Linked DNA regions of Mus musculus: regions 2, 3 and 4 are each linked to region 1. A link is a loop called in an ENCODE intact Hi-C map of the cell type or tissue named here. Cell type or tissue: left cerebral cortex. All regions are shown on one strand. Region 1 overlaps Smarca2 (SWI/SNF related, matrix associated, actin dependent regulator of chromatin, subfamily a, member 2). Region 2 has its middle 87 kb from the start of Gm815. Region 3 overlaps Gm35438 (a long non-coding RNA gene). Region 4 overlaps Gm46648 (a long non-coding RNA gene).

Region 1 (5,000 bases):
ATCCCTAGGCTGGTAGTCCTAGGTTCTATAAGAAAGCAAGTTGAGCAAGCCAAGGGAAGCGAGCCAGTAAGTAACATTCCACCATGGCCTCTGCGTCAGCGCCTGCTTCCAGACCTGCTTGAGTTCCAGTCCTGACTTCCTTTGGTGATGAACAGCATTGTGGAAGTGTAAGCTGAATAAACCCTTTCCTCCCAAAGTTGCTTCTTGGTCATGATGTTTGTGCAGGAATAGAAAGCCTGACTAAGACAAGCTTCAGACTGCTCAAAGGTGGGGTGGAGGGTGGGAACTTGAAACGGGCCTTGGTGTGTAGGGTATTCTTGAACTTGGGATCAGCCTCCTAGATTCTTGAGATTACAAGTGTGTACCTCCATACCTGGCACGCGAATAGCTCTTAGAGGCTTGAAATAACTTTGCCTCTCCCTATACTAATTTTCCTGCTTTAAATTCCACATCGAAAGGATGTACTTAATATGCCTCAGCTCTGTTTGTTCCACCCCTTCCCCCCACCTACCCAGTCCCACCCGGCTCTTTAAATGGCTCCCTAGGCCACCAGAGCCAAGGAAGCACCTGGGTTCATTTTGCAAAACTTACTTTACCTGTAATGCGTTAAGCCAAGGTTGCTCGCTTCCCAACTAGGTCTATCTAGGCCAGCACTGTATGTTTACGTTCAGGGAGAATGGCAAGTGCACTTGACTCTCAAGAGAGCAAATACTTGAAATAAGTGAATGAAGGTGCGGTGGTACACACACGCCTTTAATCCCAGCATGTGGGAGACAGAGGCAGGCAGATCTATGTGAATTTGAGGCCAGCCTGGTCTACAAAGCAAGTCCAGGACAGGCAGGGCTGGTTACACTGAGAAACCCTGTCTCTCAGCTCTCAGCGCGGGGGGGGGGGGGGGGGGGAGGAGGAGGAGGAGGAAGAAAATAATAAGTGGATGGTTACATGTCTATATTCCCAGCATTTTGGAACCTGAGGCAGGAGGATTTCTAGTTCAAGATCAGCTTGTTCAAGACCAGCTTGGGCTACATGTCCAGACCCCATCTTCAAATGAAGTAAATGGGGGTCAGCCTATTGGGTGAATATATCAATATTTTGCTGTTCCATCATTTGGGTGGAGATCCTATCCCATGAGCTCCCCAGCCTTCAGATTAACCCGTCTCCTAACTATGGGAGGCATTTGTTAGCAAACAGACCATTTGAGAACAGGCATGTTCTCTATGTGGGTAACTTCTTACACCAGGGCATTTCCTTAGTAACAGTGGATGGGGGAACCTGTGAGGATTCCTGAGGGAGCTTGTAGTCATTGGGCAGGACAAGACTGAGCGTGCCACCTGTTGGAACCCTGAAAGGCAAACTGCCAAAAATGTCCTGGCGTTATATGCTCTGTGCCGAGCCAGTGGCCGCGTGTACGGACCTGCCGTATATGGACCTGCCGTTTTTGAGATTCTTCTCCTCATTTATAGAGGATTCAGGGTCTGGCTTTCTAAAGACGCTTGTTTTAGTAAGGATACATACAGAATATTTGGTTCTCATCACTTAAAGTGCACATATCGGTAAAATGAAGTACATTAAAAATCTTACGCAGCTGTCACATCAGAGCTCCTAGATCTGCAACCTAGTTGACCACTGAGCTCCTGTCCTGTGAGTGGCACCTTGCAGTTTTTGGTCACCCCCCACACCCCATGTTTGGAGGTTTTATGTACACCTTTCTTAATACTTTGCTTTTGGAGACTGTAATAATCGAAACTGTAGCCATTGTCCCAAGTCCTGGGTCTGGAGTTCTGCCCCTGCCCTCCCCACCCTGGGACTAAAGGGCCTGGCAGCAGTTTGCTGTTACTTTTTGAGATTGCTATTATAAGAGCACGCCTCACAGTGGAACTACAAACTCATAAGAATGCTGTGATTTGGTTGTTAGTGTTACTCTTCCGGTTTGGGGATCATGTCTGTGTTCTTGGTGTTTAGGGTCTCAGCGGAAGGAGACCTAGCCTTTTAGGACATTACCCTTTGGAGATGTGAGATTTCCCCCAGAAAGCACCAGGTTGTTTGTAGTTTTTATTCACATCCTTTCTTTAACACTTAGCCTGATGGACACACACACACATACACAGTCTCTCTGCCTGTGTATGTCTCTGTGTCTCTGAATGCCTTCCTCCCTCCTCCCCTCCCCCCTCCCCCGTCTCTCTCTCTCTCTGTCTCCCCCCACACACCTCCCAATTAGAGACCCTAAAGGAAAAGCCTCTCCCATCACCACCTAGAGGGAAAAGAAAGAAATCTGTCAGGGAAGACATACTACAAATACCAGGTGTACTATCAGAATATGCTTGGTTTGTTTGTTTTTCTTTTTCCTCTATTTACCATCTATAGTCTAGTGATCTCCAGAATTCCTGCTTTACGTGTTTCCTAGAGATGGTTTGGGCCATAGTGAGAGGGCCCTATCACACTGCCGGGTGCTTCAGCGAGGAGGCAAGGGTGGGAACAATGGGCAGAGTGGCTTTTTGTTCTCCCGCCGCTGTTTACCTATTCACAATCCTGAAGCTGCTCCGCTGTGATGGGGGATGTCACGTGTAACTCCACCCCCGCCCCCACATCCCCCACCCCCTGGCTGAGAAGGAGCATAATGCCGGCTTTCGAGACCTTCCCTCATTCAGTGAAAGATGTAGTTGGCGTGTGTCTGGATGACAGAGAGGCACGGTGGAAGCCAGCACGTGTGGCTGATTATCGGGGCTACCATGTGCTTTACAAGCTCCGGTGTCTGCTCCGGAGCTGGTCCCTGCATGGCCGCCTCCCGGCCGTCCTTGTCAGCACCGCTACTTTCTTAAGAATCATTGGAGAGCAAGCCTGTCCCTCCCTCGCCTGTGCGTGCACATCCTGTTTCGTGAAAACGTATTTTTCTTTTAAGCAAAATTGAAAGAAAGAAAGGAGAGCGAGAAAGGAAGAGGGTGGGGGGAAGAAGGTTGCCATCCAGTGGAGGAAGGAGTAATTTCTAGCTTCATTCAAGGAAGAAAAAAAAAAAAGCACACACACACACACACACACACACACACGCAGGCTGAAGTATGCTTAACTCTTTTAACTTGGCTGGGGCTTTTTAGCACCATATGGGTTCTTTCGTGACGTCCGGACCCGAAAGAGTGCAGTGTGCCTTTAAGGAAAGAGGTACCTCACCAAACTTCCCTGTAGTTGTGCCTCACCATTTAGGTAGGGAAGGAAAGTGTTAATTTCTTATTTGTACACTTTTTTTCCCCCCGACTTCCTTCCTATTCACTTCATTAAATCTAGAGGCGGTTCAGCATGGGAGCCGTCTGTATGTTGAATTAGGGCTCGCTCTCTTGCGCAACACGTCACCAGTCGGAAACTGGGGGTTTGCTTCTGTGATTTATTTCATTATTGTGCTGGTAAAAGGTTTGGAAGGGAATTCTTTCTGGGGGTAGTACTTTTAGCATTGTGTTGCAAGTTTTTTTTTTTGTTTTTGTTTTTGTTTGGTTTCTTTTCTTCTTCTTCTTCTTTTTTTTAATCTCCCCCCCCCCCCCAGCTAAGTTGTCCGTTGAGCTAGCTTAACAAATAATATTTTTAAATCAGAGAAGCCCCCATAATTTCCCTTACAAGCAAGAGAAATCTTAAGTCTAACTCTTGAAGTGCGAAAAGCATCGGGAAATATGGAGGGAATTGATTTCCATTAGAAAAAGCCCCTTAGAAACCACAGAACATGAAGCCCTGCATATAGATGTGTTCCCGGTCTTTGGGGAGGAGGGAAGATTTCGGTAGCTCTCTGCATTCCTGCATAAAAACCTTAACTTAAGGGGAATAATGGTCAGTACTTTGTGTGTTTTCCTGTAACTCCAGAACGTAAATTTAATAGGAATCTGCAGTATTAGCAGTTGTAATAAACATTTGTTTGACTAGTTCTGTTTGCAATTTAATTTGTTTTCCTTCTTAGGTACTCACAGGCGTAGAGATTTAAAAGTCCAAATATCACAAGCTTATGTTTTGTTCCCCGTTTTTTTTTTCAGAATGGGGGGGGGGGTAGAACAGAAATACTCTTTTCACAACCTCCCCCTCCTCACGGATCCCACTGAAAAGAAAAAAAAAAAAACAGTGAAAAATTTTGCAGTATGAAAACCGAAAGTGAAGTATCACAGTTATTTGAGATTTTTTTTTATAGAGAAAAAATAACACTGTATTAAAATACAGGAACCTGAGAACATACACATTGCTTTTACTTACATGCATCTGGGGGGGGGGGTGCGGGGGCGGGGGAGGGCGCGGGTGTTTTTCTTCTGTGTTAAAATCGTTTTAGACTGCTCCAAAACCATGCAGCATATCTTTTCAGGGGAAAAAAAAAAAGACTAAGATGAAGCATAAAATACAACAACAACAAAAAATCTTTGCTTTAATCTTTAAAAAATACATTTGAATATTCATTTGTTTTCTTATTGGCTTAATTGTTAAAAATGCAAGCAAGATTCAGCAACCACCTGAGCTAAAAATCTCTAATTCTGCTGCCTGGAATAATAAGGGGGGAACAATATGATAAGTAGTTGTCAATATTAAAACAGGCTGGAGGAGGAAGGCTTGGGGCCTGGTCGTAGGTAGAATGAAACAGCAGATTTGAGTATCCACAACCCTTCCAGTATTAAATTTTCAGTAAAATAAAATTACTTGTATATGAAAACATAGCCTTTCCCAGCTCTCTTTTTTTTCCTGATCAGCTGATGAAGAGACTAGCAGCTCGCTGCTTTGCCGGCTTGTTAATTTTATCCCCACTAACTGTGATTTCCGATAGCCGGCCTGCTGATAGTGGTAAGGTAAATATCCTTTTTCGTTGCCGTCTTGAAGATTCAGTAGAACTACATCCCAGGCATGTGTAGGTGTGTAACACATCAAAAGCCGCTGGTCTCCGTCTTTCTGTGTGCAACTGGGTGCTGGAGGAGAGGGCTGTACCATTAACTGTTGACAGGCTTGCGTGCTGTATTTATGATTAGCATGTTCAGCCTCCAAGA
Region 2 (5,000 bases), 230 kb after region 1:
ACTACGACTACATACCTGCATCTCTTGGCTCCATCTTGAGACTCATTCTATCAACTGACTCTATGGAGGCATGGCCTTTCCTGATTGAGATCCTCTTTGCTCTCCAAAGTCCCTTATGATCTATTGGATCCCCATAAGTGACCAGGATCATCACCTAAACTCAATGTCTGAGCCCTTAATTGTGTGTGCAAAGCCTTCTTGTTACTGAGGTCTCAGCTTTTCGGATGCTGGGATGCAGGCATCGCTGGAGGGACCTGGTTCTTAACTCATGGCTGTTTGTGGAGGCTCATTCTCACACTTAAGGACTTCTGCTTCGAATATCTGTCCTTTTGCTGCTTCCCTTTCTTCCCCCCATCCCCCACCCCCACTGCTCACAGATACTCTGTCCTGCATGGAGGTTGAGCAGACTGCATGGTAGGCTTGGGAGCGTTTACTGGTCGTATCAGGTGCTTTGAATCTATTAAGAGAGAGCCCACTCTAACTGAAGGGGTGACACTGAGGTCAGCTGAAACTGCCTCTTATGGGGCTGTCTCTAACCTGCACCTGATTGCTCTTCAGATGCTGGACCTGTGTTTTGTTCCACTCTATTCTCTGTTTTCTGTCCTCACTTGCTTCTGATCAATGTTCTCAGTGTGACCTTGGTATCAGACTCAGTCATGGCGTCTAGAGCAAAATACCACAACTAGGTGGGTTAAAGTGCAGGGTTTACTTTCTGTCAGTCTTGCAGGATGGGAAGTCAAGGGTTAGTGCACTGGCAGATTCTCTTTGCTTGAAGCCTGTTTTTAGTTTATAGGCCCACCTGTGTCTTTCTGTAGTTCTCTCTGTCTCTCTGTCTGTCTCTGTCTCTCTCTCTCCTGTGTGTGTGTGTGTGTGTGTGTGTGTGTGTGTGTGTGTGTGTGTATGAGTGTGTAAACCCCTTGAATCTCTTGTAAGGACATCTGTCAAATTGTATTTTACCTTCACCTCTTTAAAGACATGGTCTTCAAATACACTCCAAATACAACATAATTGAGTGCATAAGCTCTGTCCACCCTTCTTTCCCTTTACTTCAACTCCGACCATCCTCAATGCAGACCAGCTCTGGACTCTTCATCTATCTTCATCTACCATCTGCTTCTTTCTAGTACCCAGCTGGAAATGTAGATAGCTTAGCTAAGGCCAGTGCAAAATACAACCTCTGCTGAAAACAAACAAACAAACAAACAAACAAAAGTTAGGTAAACTAAGGAGACTAGACCAAGCCATCTGAGGCTCTAAAGTAATGTGATTTGCTATTCTAAAGACATTTCTTCAGTTCTTGCAAAGTATCAGCTTCTCAGAGCAAGCAGCAAACAAAGAAAACCAAAACCCCAAACAAAAACAAACAAACAAACAAACAAACACCAAAAAAGCCTCCAAAGCAAAAACAAAAACTCATGAAAACAAGTAAAGCATGAGAGCCAGAAGGCAGAAGAGAGGAGGGAGGTGTGTTGGTAGGAGGTGTGTTATCAGGTTCCAGCAGTGTCTCCCCTAACTCATTCTACAATTCTACCACTATGGATAGAGAAACCTGCAGTCAGGGGAATGGTTCACTGGGTAAAGTACTTACTGCACAAACACGAGGACCTGAGCATCATCCCGTCACCCACGCAAGCATGTGGGCACGGTGGCATGTGGGCACGGTGGCATGTGTCTGTAACTTTAGAGTTAGGGTGTTGGAGGCAGCAGGGACCTTGGGATTCACTGGCTAGCCAGTCTAGCCAATTCACTGAGCCCCAGGCCCCAGGGAGAGACTCCCCCATCCGCATATCCAAGGCAGGGGTGAGGAACTAGTTGGGAGGAGAACTTGTATAGCCAGCACAGGACTGGGGTTCTGATCCTCAGTACCCATGGGAAGGCCAGATGGGTATGATGGCATGCCCACTGTAATCCCAGCACTCAAGAGCCAGAGGCAGAGATCTGTGGGCAAGCTGGCTACCTAGACTAGGTAAATCAGGGAGCTCTGGTTTAACTAAGCTATCTGTAGTAGAGAATGGTTACCTGAAACCACAAATTGGCCTTCACATATACTTTCCGTATATGTGTGCTCCCCACCCCAGAAATCAAACAAACACCCAAAGATAGACTTTTTTGCATAATAACAGCTGGAGTTGACTTCTAGTTTCCACACATATAAATGCATACACCAGTCCACACATGTGTGTTGAATCTGCATGCACACATACACATACACACACACACACACACACACACACACACACACGTACTCATACACACACATCTTAGAACTTCTCTGAATTTCAGGGTATTCATGAGAAAAACAGGAATGAGCATGTTTTGATAAGAACACAAAGCAAACATTTTCTTAAGTTCCCGAAGTCCAAACTAAATACATAAATGTGAATTTCATTTATTGTCTCCCAGATTCCATCCTGCATTGTCCCCAATGCTGTGAGCTTTGCTGCTATGGTATGAATGTGACTGTTCTTAGCCCCTGGTGTCAGCCATGCATGTTAAGCTTGTATCTTACAGTGTTTTCATTTTTCAGCGTCCTAAAGCAAAAAGATTAAAGAGTCAGGGGGAAGAAAGACAGAACTAAAACAAAGCTTTGAAATTATAGAAAACAAAGCTTTCAAAATCACAAAATGAAACAGGCTCTTGAGGATGCCTCTAGAAAAACAAGACAAGGCATAGAATTCACTGATTCTGCCTTGGGTCCTATTTGTGGTGAACCGAAGCAATGCCTGGAGTGTCTCCCAAATGATGTCCTAGAGGCTGGAAGGTCAGGGGATGGGAAGGGAACACAGTTGTCCTAAGCTTCTGTAGACATGACAAAAGACAAAGAGTTATGCAGGAGCCCTGCAGGCACCCTGAGGCAAGGGTAGTTAGTACACATGCCTGCTCTCTCTTCACCCCTAGGTGGAGCACAGTTAGTAAAATTTGAGAGGAGAAAGAGAGAGAGAGAGAGAGAGAGAGAGAGAGAGAGAGAGAGAGAGAGAGGAGAGAAAGCATCTAATATGCTCATTTTAATCAGAATGTTCTATCTTAGGAAAGAAGTGAATATAATCTCCAAACAACCATAACCTTTTCAAATGACAATCTCTTTGTGAATCTCCCAGCAGGGTTCCCTACATTTACTGAAGACCAAAGACGGTCCCCATTTCCCCCTCCTTAGATGAAGAACTTTATCACAGATGAAGTTTTTTTTTCAGCCATTTCCCAAGATCCTGCACCAAGCAGGAGATGGTATGTATTTGTACAAGTGTGCAATGGCATGAAGGAAAATTATAGCAGGGGAATTGCAGGATAATCACTGAACAACGATGGAGAGATAAATGTATAGAAAAGGAGACTGCTCTGGGGAGCAAGATGGAGCCACACTTCAGGAGCTGCACAAAGAAAGGATATAATTATTCAAGATCTCAGAAGGTGGCAGGGCAGAAGGGTTGTCATCAAGCCAAGGCTGGAGGAATAATCCTGTGGATGACAAAAGAGGAAGCAGAGGACTCTCTGTGGGACCTGGTCCTGTTGCCTTCAGTTCATGTCTCATTCCCATGAAGGACCGAGACAAACCACGGTCATCTGAGTGGCTCTGCCTGTGGCTTCCCCACCCCCAACCCGATGCACAGCTGTGAGCAGTGGGGTCAGGAATACATTGAAAGTAACTTTAAAATCTCTGTAGACAGGAATAGTATCATACCTAACAATGGAGTAAGTGTGTTCCTGTTAAAACTATCCTGCTCTGAGTTTTGATAAACAGGAGCCATCTTGATGCTTGGGACGTGTTTTTGTTTAGCCAGCAAATGAGAACCCCTTTGACTGTGTAGGAGAGCATGGGCTTTTGATGGTCATTGCATGGGGCTTAAAGCCACCATTCAGAGCAGTGTGCAGAGCCAGGAACAGAAGGCAAAAAGTCCACAGTCCACTTCCAATTCTGTCATTATGTAGACACGAGTTGCTGACATGGGGACGTGTTTGGAGATCTGCACCATGGGGCCATTTCATCACTGTTTGAGCATCAGAGAATGTGCTTGCTCAAATGCAGATAGGGCAGGGCAGCCTCTCAGCCTCCCAGTGCAATCAGGAGACACCATAAACACAAACTGTCTGAAGCCACTGCAGCACTACACCATTTAGTTTTACAGCACACATTTTTATATGCAAAGGGAATATGCAACAAAATATAATGAGCAATATTATAATACATAAACTGCCCACCATCACGATATATGCTACATGTAATCGTATAGGCTATACTGGTTTTTATTATATTGCTTATTGATTCTGTGGGAGGATTCTCTTGCCACAGGGTACTTGTAGAGGTCAGAAGACAGCTTGTGAGAATCTGCTTTCTCTCCTTTCACAGTGTGGATCCTGGAGACTAAACTCAGGTCATCAGGTTTGGCAGCAAGAACCTTTGTTCACTGAGCCATCTGGTCAACCTTAGGTTATAAGTTTATATAACCAGGAGTACAAGGCTGCCTACAGCAGCCTTACCACAAATGTGAGGTGGGTGTTGTACAGTGAGTGACATCGCTAGGCAATAACATCAGAAGGAGCAATGATATGACTTCATTGGAATCTTCTTGGACTCCTGGGTAATACATAATCTAAGACTGAACAAAACATCACTATGCAGGGCACTACCACATCAGTTATTTATAGCTAGGGAGCAAATGAGCCCAAACTCAGCAGCTTACCACACAGTGCTATGATCTCACAGTTTTACAGACCTGAAGTCTAGGCAGGGTTTTCCTGGGCTTTCTTTCTCCTTCACTTTTCATTCACACAGCACTAAGCTGCCAGCTCTGGGTCTCTCATAAGGCTGTTGCTGAGGCACAGTCACCTCAAGACTTCCTTTCAGAAGGGACTTCTTCCATATGTACTCAGGGGTGTTAACAGGCATGAGTACCTCATGGGCTATTTCACTGAGACCTGCTTTTCTTAATAAATATTGGCCTGAGGCTGTCACCAATTTTTTTCTCCCCACAGAGCTACATTCATCTCTGTGAGCAAGCCAA
Region 3 (5,000 bases), 380 kb after region 1:
CCTGATTGCTGGGATCAAAGGTATGCATCACCTAGTTAAGAGTTGTTTTATTTTATATGTATGAGTGTTTTGCCTACATGTCCACCATGTGGGTGTCCAGAGCCTGAGGAGGCTAGAAGACTGTTGTAGTCTCTGGAAGTTTAGTTACAGATAGTTGCAAGGTGCCATATGGATGCCGAAATCAAACCTGTGTCCTCTGGAAGACCAAACAGTGCTGTTAACCATGGAGCCATTTCTCCAGCCCAGTGACAGGAACTTAAGCAGCTAGTTATAGCACAGTCATCATCCCACGCAGAGAGAACTAATGCATGCATGCTGCTTGCTTGCTTGCTTTCTCTCATCTAGCTCTCTCTGCTCCACTCAGGGGTACCCTGCCTAGGAAATGATGTCATCACCCACAGTGAGTTGCATTGTTCTATGTCAACTAACAATCTTTCTTTATCAATTAATCTTTCCATATCAATTAACAATTAAGAAAAATCCCCTACAGATATCCCTGCAAGCCAATCTGCTCCACATATTTCCTCAAGTGTGACCCTCTTCCTGAGTGATTTTTAGCTTGTTGAGTTGACAGTGCAAACTAGCCAGCACAGGAGGCTTGATCCAGTGGGAGTAATTAGCATTCACTGTCCTCCGACCATTTCCATGTCTGTATGTTGAATTCTTACTATGCCTCTCTTCTAGATCCTTCTCCTCACAGGTAAACTGGGAATGGAGGAGTGTTTTGAAAAATCCCATAGCCCTATGTCAGCCTGCCAGCAAACAGAGCTATATAGGCATTCTTTCTCATCGTAGCACAGGTTGGCCCATGTCCATTTCATGGTGGTTGTATATGATTCAGTGAATGGGAGAGGTGCACGCCTAGGTCTTGAGACCTAGGTTCAACTCTGGCACACTGGTCTACTGACCACGACATAACACAAGGCCAGTCGAGAGAGAGGTAAGGAATTGGGCTGTGTGCACTGCAGGGAAGAATCTCAAAGTCACACTGCATGAGGCCTGGCTGCAGGGAGGGAATAATTACAGCGGCTTTGGCACATCTACCACTTCCTTTCTCAGACTCTTGGAAATTGAATTAATAAGCAGGAGTTGCTTGGTGAATACAAAATCAAGTATAATTGGATATGCTCAAGGTTTATTTATACCAGGCTTCAAAATAGCTTGATGAACTGTATCGGCCCCAAATTCTGTATCCAGTAAAACAGAATGTCACAGGTTTTTCTCTCTGTATCTGTCTCTCTGCTTCTATCTCTATTGGTCTCTGTCATTTGTCTTTCTGTCTGTCTCTGTCTCTTCCTCCAAGTGTACATCTGAAGAGCATTTCTCAGAGTGAACCCCTTTTGCACATGTCTGCCACTAAACATTGAGTCCTGTCCCTGGACAGCAGCAGCAAATTGGATTTCTATGCACTCTACAACGCTTACTAGGTTTGGCTTACAGTCGATACAAATTTAATGGCAGTTGAAACTATTTCAGAAAGAGATGGGGGGAGTCTCTCACCTGCTCCTCAGGGGCCTATAGACCACGTCTCTCTCAGAATCTGAGTGAAGAACCCCTTTTTCCCCTGTTCTTATTAGCCAGAGCTGTAATGACCAGGAGTCTCCCGCCCTTGTGATTTATGACCTAATGGCAGAGCACATGTTTCTGAAGGCTACTGGGGTATGGATACCAAGGAATATGTCCTGGGGTTTCAACCAAGCTGAAACCTGGTTGTTCTGTGGAAATCAAGGAGCCCTCAATTGCGTTAGAGTAAATTAACATTCTGCTTCTCAACACAGCCTGGAATGGATCTTCCTGGGGAAATGAGTTCTCTGGGTCAGTAGTCCATCACATGCTGCCCTCTTTAAGGAGCTCGGAGAACAAACTTCTCTGGCTTCAGAATGGGAACCGTGCCCTGCTTTTTAGGATTCTCAAGTTTGTGGGTGGTTCCTCCTTTCGACAACACAGATCCTGTATGTGAGGGCATCTCCTTTCTGTGTGTCGCCTGCTTGGCCAGTTCTGTGCCAAATCTGAAACCCATCCCTGGCATGTCTCCAGGCCCATCTGCTGTGGGGTTTTTAGATGTTAGCTTCACACTGCTTTTGCCTTAGATGCTGTAGTTCCATATACATGCGCGGCTGCTTCTTTGTCTAAACATTTTAACATTCATTTTGTCCGATTTCAAGTAGTGATTTAAGCAGCCTCCATCCAGCGCTCTGTGAAACTTCAAAGAGGTGGGAGGGGATAAATAAATAAAAACCTCGTTACCATGAAAGCTCACATTTGAATAGTTCTTTTTTTTTTTGAGTACTTTTTAAAAATTCCCTCAGTTCCATGTATTTTGCTATCAACATACTCTTACTTTTTAAATCCAGGTCCTGAGGCAGAACTATCACATCTCTCTGTGTTCATTAGCTTTTTTTTTTTTTTTTTGGTCCAGCCGAGACCCCTCCCACTCTGCCTCGTGCATCCTGCTTATTCCCTTTCCTGCCTTATGGTAACAGTTCTGACCACACCCTTTGGCTGCTTTACAGTTCTGTAGAATGTATAGTTTTTGCTGTGGACTTAACTCCATGCAAATGTAACTTTTATAAACCCAATCTGTTTCTCTTCCCATCCAGCCTTGCTTTTAAGATGCAAGTGTTTTTGCTACAAGCACATTTTGTCTGTTGCTTCTCTGTGCTAAATAGCAAGAGCCTAACACACTTTGCCTTTCTATTTTCCATCGCGGCAAATCTGCTGTGGTTTCCGTGTGAAAGTGTGCCCCAGAGCTCACGTGCTCGAGCGCTTGCTCCCCAGATGGTGGCGCTGTTTGGAAGGTTGTGGAAACTGCAGGAGGTGGAACCTCACTGGAGGCTGTGGGTCACAGGAGGTGAGTCTAGCTCCACTTCCTGTCTGTTCTCTGCTTCCTGCCGACCAACAACCTCCTATCCCAACTGTGACGCCTTCCCTGTCAGGATGGTCTGCATCTTAAACCATAGGCCAAAATAAACCCCTCCTCCCTGAAGTCTCTTCTTGGCTGGGGTTTAGTCACAGCAGTGAGAACAGCAAATGGTAGAGAAAATTGGGATGAAGTGTTCTGCTATGATAAGCCTGATGGTGTGACTTGTAGGCCTTGAGGATGGGTTTTCAGAAGGAATGTGGAAGAATGTGGAACTGTGGACTACAGACGCCTTAGACTGCTGTAAGCTTAATGGGCCACACTAGTGGGAGTCAGAAGACAACAGTGCTGAGAGACACGCAGACAGGGAAGGCTCAGCAGGAAAAGTGCCTGTCATGAGAGCCCGCTGTAAGAGTTTGACGTCAGAACGCATGTAAATGTGGAAGGAAAAAACCCAAATGGATTAAATTGTGCTTTGACTACCCCCCACCACACACACACATTTTTTGAGGAGGAGGAGGAGGGGGAAGAGGAGGGGGAGGGGGAGGAGGAGCAGCTTGGCTTCATTCTACCGACTTTGAGGCAGAATTCCAAAGTAATGTACTAATTCGTTGGCAGAGTAAATCACAAGACAGGATAGGGTTTAGGCCATGTCATGATACTGTTCACTGCTCTTAACCAGGTTCTGCTATGGGAGAGAGTGACAAATGCAGCAGAAAAATATGACAAATGCCGACTTGTTGAGAAGAGCAGTAAGTGACTGTGAAGTTTCAGATAATGAGGGAGAAAAAGCAACCAAAAAGATGAGGCAACAGGACACGTGCCCCAGTGGTAAGGCCCTGCCCACTAATGGTTCCAATTGGTGGACATGCAACTTCATTTGAAAAGAGGTAGCCTGAGCTAAAAATGCTGTCCAAAGAATTCCCTGATCAAATAAAACTTCCCGCTGAAAATATTTTCCCATAGTCATCCACCTAGACATACTGACATCACTGTAGCTTTGATCCAAAGGGGCCAGACTCCATCTGAAGCTTGTTGTAGAAGTTTGCTGCAGCAGCCAAGGTGAATACTGGTTTTATAGGCATATGAGATGCAACAGTGAGGGACCAATGGAGTCTTGAGACAAGGCTTCAAAAGATCACTGAGGCCAGGCCCTGAAAAGATGTTTTTGTGACGTTCTGAAGATGAAGTCTAAGGTACAGTGGAGATTCTACAGTGGTGCTGATTTCAGGACAGTAGACCATCTTCCAACGTGAACAGCAGGTGGGAATGGAGCTGGCCCAAGAGATAAGCTTTGTGTGCTGTGGGTAGAAGAGCTGGGGGAGCAGGGCAAACCAAGACCTTTGGAGCCCAGATGAGAGTCATGAGTCCCAGATGCTGGATAAGTAGCTGCAGAGTCTTGTGGTCTGGAGGGTTGAGTTGAAGTCTTGCTTTGTTCTAATTTTTCTTTCGTATGTTTCCATTGCCTCTTTTTGGAATGGAAATCTTTACTCTGTGCCATTGTATATTAGAAGTGTGTAACTTCTAATGATTTAAAAAAATTTTTTACAGGAGTCCCTGTAAAATGCAATCACAAGATTGCACTGAGTGTCAGAAAAGACTTTGGACCTTTATAGTTTTGATGGGGGGGGGGGGACAGGGAGGATAGAGAGAGAGACTGAGTGAACATATATGCACTCATATATAGAAGGAGTGGGTCCCTGCTTACCTCACTACCACTTCTTGTCTGCCCTTCACCTCCTAACTGTGGATCCAGTGTAACTGGTCACTTCACATGCCTGCCATCATGCCTGTCATACCATGATAAGCTGCATCTTTAGTTTTCAGCCAGAATGACCCCTTCTTCCCTTAAGTTGCTTCTTGTTGACTATTGGTTGCAGCCACAAGAAGATGAGAATAGTGGCAAACACAAGTAGCCTCAGACAGAAGGCGTACATTCTTGAAATGAAAGAGTGATGTCAGTAATTACACCAAGACCAGAAGTTTATTATAACTACCCCAAGCAAGCTGGGACACTTCTTTATCTGATTCATATGGGTTTTTATAATTCCTTTTTGGAAACAGATGCCTAGCAGTGGACTTGGCCTGCTGTATCAGAGAGAAAACAAAGATCTAGTTTTCTACTGCCTCTAGCATGTCC
Region 4 (5,000 bases), 100 kb after region 1:
GATTTTCACTGCTATTTCATTACTGCAATTTTGCCACTATTATGAATCATAATTTAAATGTTTTTGGAGATAGAGGTTTGCCAAAGGGCTCGTGACCCACAGGTTGAGAGCCACTGATTCGGCTCAAAAACTGGGGTCTACCTCTGGTCATAGAAGGCATCGAAGTTCTCCCTAGCCCTTTACCAGGAAACTGCCCGTCTACCATGATGCTGGTTAAAAATGACACAGCTACTTTCTTGGCCAGACATTCTGCTGATCTACTCCAAAGGTTAGAACATTATATATTATTGTCTCCTCCCTTAAACTCAGCTGGGCCTGCTAATCATCTTTTTAAGAAACCACCTCTTGGGCTGGAGAGATGACTCAGCCATTAAAAGGCTAGGCTCAGAACCGAAACTATAAGAAGCCACCTCTTAGGATAACCAATACAGCTAATGCCATGCTAAGGAGATGGGAGGAATAATTACCCCTTTAATGAGATAGTGTGTTTATCCTTCTCAGAAACTCATCCCCCATACTTAAGCCTGCCCACCTGAGCTACTCAGAAAAATGTAATTTCTCTTTCTTTCGATCTCTTTCAGATACAGACCCTAGTTTGGGCCTGCTTTCCAGGTCACTCTGGGCTTTCTCACTATTTTCTCTAAAGTTTTCCCTAGCCTTTCAGCTGGGAACCTGCCTATCTACCATGTGGCTGCTTAAAAATAGCGTAGCTGCTTTTTTTTTTCTTTCCTTCTTTTCTCCCCCTCCTCCTCCTTCTAGTCCTCTTCCTCCTCTTCTCCCTCCTCCTCTTCTTCCTCCTCCCCCTCCATCTCCCTTCTCCTGACAGTTGGTAAGATTGTCAGCCTGCCTGTACTGTTGTTTTTCTCTCAAACTCCAATAAAACCAATCTCATGCTTCCTTACAAGTTCATTTTAAATTTTTTAAAAATTATTTATTCATTTATTTATTTATTTACTTATTTCCCAAGCGCTGCCCTCCCTCCCAGTCTCCTGTTACAGAGTTCCTCCTCCATCCCCCCTCCTCTTTGCCTCTGAGTGGGCAAGTCCCCCTCCCTGTGTCCCCTCTGATCCTGCTGCACCAATCAAAACACATACACATACATATATGGGCTGGTTTGAGGTCCCCAGCACATTTAAAATTGTTTTATTAATGAGACAAATGACCTAAAAAACAAACCCCATGTTCTGTGGAAACAGTAAGTTGTTCAAATGTTTGTCACAATGATGGAAAGTTGTATATGTGCTCTCTCCCTCACTTCCTCTATCTCTGACACCACACACACACACACACACACACACACACACACACACACAGTGTTAATCCGAGGTATCCTAAATGGATTGGTTCCAGGGCCCACTGGATTTCAAAATTCATACATGACACTGGGGGTCAACAAGGCCAAGCCTGATAAGCTAAGTTTACTCCCCAGAAGACACATAATAGAATGAGAACTAATTCCCACACACGCACACTGTGGTAATGCATACCTACCTATGACTAGCCATCTTTCCTGAGGTGTCTGTTTTATAATATCACTGATAGGAGTGATTATTTTTAGGAAATTTGTGAGAGTTCATAGTCTCAGACTTGTCATTTTAAAATTATTATTGTTAATAACAACAGTTTTGTTAAGACACAATTTATGTACTGTAAAGTTCACACACCCCAGGTTGGGGAGCCATTCTGACTAGGTAACTTGAGAATATTTTCCCACTCCTCTCACAAGTCCCCATCTATATCTAAGAAACCACATCATACTGCCTTCCCTCCTCAGTCCCAGGAGAGCACTGATCTACTTTCTGTTTGAAGATTGGACAGTTCTGTGTTTATATAAATAGACTCGCATGGTATGTCTTCTTCCACTGAGAATAATGTTTTCAAGGTTCAGCCCAATTATAAGTTGTTGGCTTGTTATTTTGGCTGTCAAGATTGAATCTACAGTACTGTACATGACAGCCTTGTATTCTACCTTTGAGTTACACAGCAGCCAGTGCCCCCTTTTTTCTCCAATTGTCTAATACAAGCCCATCATGTAGATATGACTATTTGTTTATCCATTCATCAGTTCAAAGAAACTTGGTATGGTTCTACTTTGGAATGCTATAATAGTATCTCTATGACTGTTTAATACACGATTTTATATAGCATAGAGACACACACAGGAGGGTTAAAGATTTACTAACAGAATTACTGGGTCATACGGTAACCCCGTTCACAGATTTTTGTTTTTTCCTTCAGATAGAGTATTATGCATCTTATGCATCCCAACCTGGCTTTGAACTCATCACAGTGCTCACAATGGCCTTGAACTCCAGCTCCCCTTGCCTCTACTTTCCAAATGTTGGGATTACAGGCATGGTGTTACTAAGTTTTCATACGCTGTTGGACACATTACATATCACCAGAATTGCTTAACCTATCTTACAGCATTGCGCTAACTGCCTGAAATCCTTTGTGGCTTCCTGAGAGACATACTTCTTCAGAAACCAATCACAGGTATGAGCCGAGTCCTTTCTCATCAGTGGACACACTGCAGCCCAGCCTGGGTGAATGTTTCCACTCTGTGCTAACCACCCCGGCACTGGTGCTTCCTGCCCCCATTATGTCTTAAATGCCTTTAAGTAAGGACCTTTTGTTTCCCCCCAAAAGCATGAACTTCTAGAAAGCAAGACTCATACATTCTCTTTCTGTCATGTCTCTCACCACGCTTAGTCAAGTATGTGCTTTAATTAAATGCTAAATGTTGAGCAGGGGCTATCTGCTAGACTTCTTACATTCCTTCCGAGCACTTAGCTGAGTGCAGGGTGTAGCGAAAGTGTTTACTTAATGTTAAAATAGGCGGATCTCAGCTTCCCAAGATGTCTTCCTAAAATTACTTCTAATTTTGAGCTTAGCCTGACTCCTCCCATTTGACAAGTATAGACTTGGCAACTAGCACACTCACTCCACCTAGCAACCAGTGAAACTTTCTGTGTCTCGGCAAGGCGTCTTTCTGGTACATACACTATCAGTCTTCTGATGCATTTTGGTAGGGAGAAGAGAAAGAAATGAGTCAGGAACTTTTTGTGATCCAAAGCAACTTTCCTGAGACTCACTGGCTTTGTCTGCTCTTCTCTTTTCTTCTCCCTCTCCCCCTCTCCCCCTCTCCCCCTCTCCCTCTCCCTCTTTCTCTTCCTCTTTTCCTCTTCTTTTTCTTTTTCTTTCTTTTTGATTTGGCTGGCACTTTTTAAAAAAAAAATCATTTATGTATGAGTGCACACCAGAAGAGGGCATTGTATCCCATAAGGACAGGCCCCATAAGGGCATTGTATCCCATAAGGACAGGCCCCATAAGCTCCTCCCACCCCACTCTTTTAGCCCCAAGCATTTTTAAATCTAGAAGCTACGCACTGCAGGAAGGTACAGCTGAGGCTGAATATATTGTAGTCCATAAAAATCATGACCAGTCAAGACATTACACTCACGATACTGTGCCTGTCATTCTTCAAAACTAAAACACATGAATTAACTCATCATTACAGTCACCTCCTCTGAGGAGTCACAGGCTTTCTGTGACATTTGATATTATACTATATGCATGTGAGAGCGAGAGAGTCTCAGAATGACTCTCGTGCTCAAATACTAAACTCATTATATTCCTTTCTCACAAGGAAGCAGAGGGAAGAGAGACCAAGCAGCATCAGAAAGCAGGCATGGAGTGGCTTTGCCACTGCCATCTTTAGAAGTCAGACCTTACTTCTCAGAGCAGACTCTGGCTCTCTGAGATCCTTTCCGGGCTGAGGTAGGCTGGGGTAGGGTGGGGAGGGTGGGGAGGGGTGAGGTTGGTGGGGTGGACAGGCAATCTTTGTTTATTTAAAGTACAATGAGATCATCTAAAAGAGAGTCTCGGATGTCCCCCGTCCCTCCCACCCCCAACGTCCCGGCTTCTACAATTCACTTTAACACATTCACATCCTGCTGGAATTCTTCAAGTTCTTCACTTCCCTTTACAACTGGACCACATGTCCTCAAGCTTCCACCATGCCCTCCTCAGTCTAACAGAGGCCGCTCTCAGAGAGCCTGACTGGAAGGGTTTTTCCCCCTCGGGATAATGATTTAGATAGAAGTCCTTCTGTGATTCTCCTCAAGAACGTTGAACTATTCAGACAAGTAAGAGGTTGAACCTTGTCTTTGGTCTCCTTTGAGCTGTGTACCATTGGTTCTGGGGACTGTGTACATGTCAGATTGTTGATCTTTCCCAAACTGTAGGGATGTGTTAAAGCTGGCTTAGAAGTCTCTAGTCATTTAAAAAAGAAAAAAGCTTAAAAAGATGTTATCTACCATTCAAGGGAGAAGAAAGGCATGTATGCTGCCCACTTTGGCCTCTGATGTCTTTGGGCACCTGGGATACTTATAGCATCTTACCAGCTTATTTGCACAATTAATCCCTTTACTTCTAGATGTCGCCACTTCTGAGGTCTTCTCTAAGTTCATTGTGTCTTATTCAAACTTTATTTTCCTCTTCTACTTAACTGTTCTTCCAACACCCACCCATTACCACCTAATTAATAGCATACATGACCTGATGTATTCTGATTATCATCTTCCAGAATGAATGCTTTCTCAGTGACTTATTTCATTGCCTGTTGTCTAGTCCTAGAGCCTAACACATAGTAGATGCTCAATAAATATTTGTGGATGACTGAATAAATTGCTGTAGTCTTATTTTATTTTTGAGACAGGTCTAACACTCACTATGGAGTCCATCTTCAAACTCACCATTCTCTTCACTCTACTTTCTGAATGCTTGGATCATAAGCATGCACTGTCGTGTATAACTGGCAGAGTTTGGGGGTACTGTATAAACCCAGATATGGCCGGCCACACCTGTAATCCTTGCCCTGGGGAGCTAGAGGTAGGAGGATCAGGAGTTCAAGGGCATCTTTGGCTGCGTAGGCCTACCTTGGGCTACATGAAACCTGTCTTAATACAATAACAAAAGAGAACCGGTGTACTGACTA

Evidence for each region. Hi-C counts contacts between places; a loop is a spot of excess contacts. Peaks named below come from ENCODE experiments on the same cell type or tissue, not always from the same donor. Only the 100,000 strongest peaks of a DNase experiment are listed, where the experiment ranks them.
Region 2: a loop joins it to region 1, with 2.0 times the contacts of the local background. A loop is called at or near these places in 4 of 42 quality-filtered maps.
Region 3: it touches region 1 in a loop (4-fold over the local background); 4 of 42 quality-filtered maps call a loop at or near these places.
Region 4: it touches region 1 in a loop (2.2-fold over the local background); 10 of 42 quality-filtered maps call a loop at or near these places.

The regions. Positions count from the first base shown.
Region 1 is chr19:26,745,143-26,750,142 of GRCm38, forward strand. All of the region lies in intron 27 of Smarca2 (SWI/SNF related, matrix associated, actin dependent regulator of chromatin, subfamily a, member 2), which reads left to right. Among named protein-coding and RNA genes, the nearest start is that of Gm46648, 76 kb to the right of the region's middle. In left cerebral cortex, a CTCF peak has its summit at 2,908; DNase peaks (open chromatin) are centred at 2,954, 3,711, 4,302 and 4,830; H3K4me3 peaks cover 2,989 bases; H3K27ac peaks cover 2,875 bases.
Region 2 is chr19:26,970,387-26,975,386 of GRCm38, forward strand. No RefSeq gene overlaps it. Among named protein-coding and RNA genes, the nearest start is that of Gm815, 87 kb to the left of the region's middle. In left cerebral cortex, a CTCF peak has its summit at 2,864; a DNase peak (open chromatin) is centred at 2,876.
Region 3 is chr19:27,121,529-27,126,528 of GRCm38, forward strand. All of the region lies in intron 6 of Gm35438 (a long non-coding RNA gene), which reads right to left. Among named protein-coding and RNA genes, the nearest start is that of Vldlr, 93 kb to the right of the region's middle. In left cerebral cortex, a CTCF peak has its summit at 2,777 (motif pointing right); DNase peaks (open chromatin) are centred at 2,014 and 2,663.
Region 4 is chr19:26,848,740-26,853,739 of GRCm38, forward strand. Gm46648 (a long non-coding RNA gene) reads left to right here. Exons shown (of 7, transcript XR_001782660.2): 3 at 2,428-2,496; 4 at 3,651-3,781. Among named protein-coding and RNA genes, the nearest start is that of 4931403E22Rik, 27 kb to the left of the region's middle. In left cerebral cortex, no CTCF peak of the experiment used is centred here; a DNase peak (open chromatin) is centred at 2,890.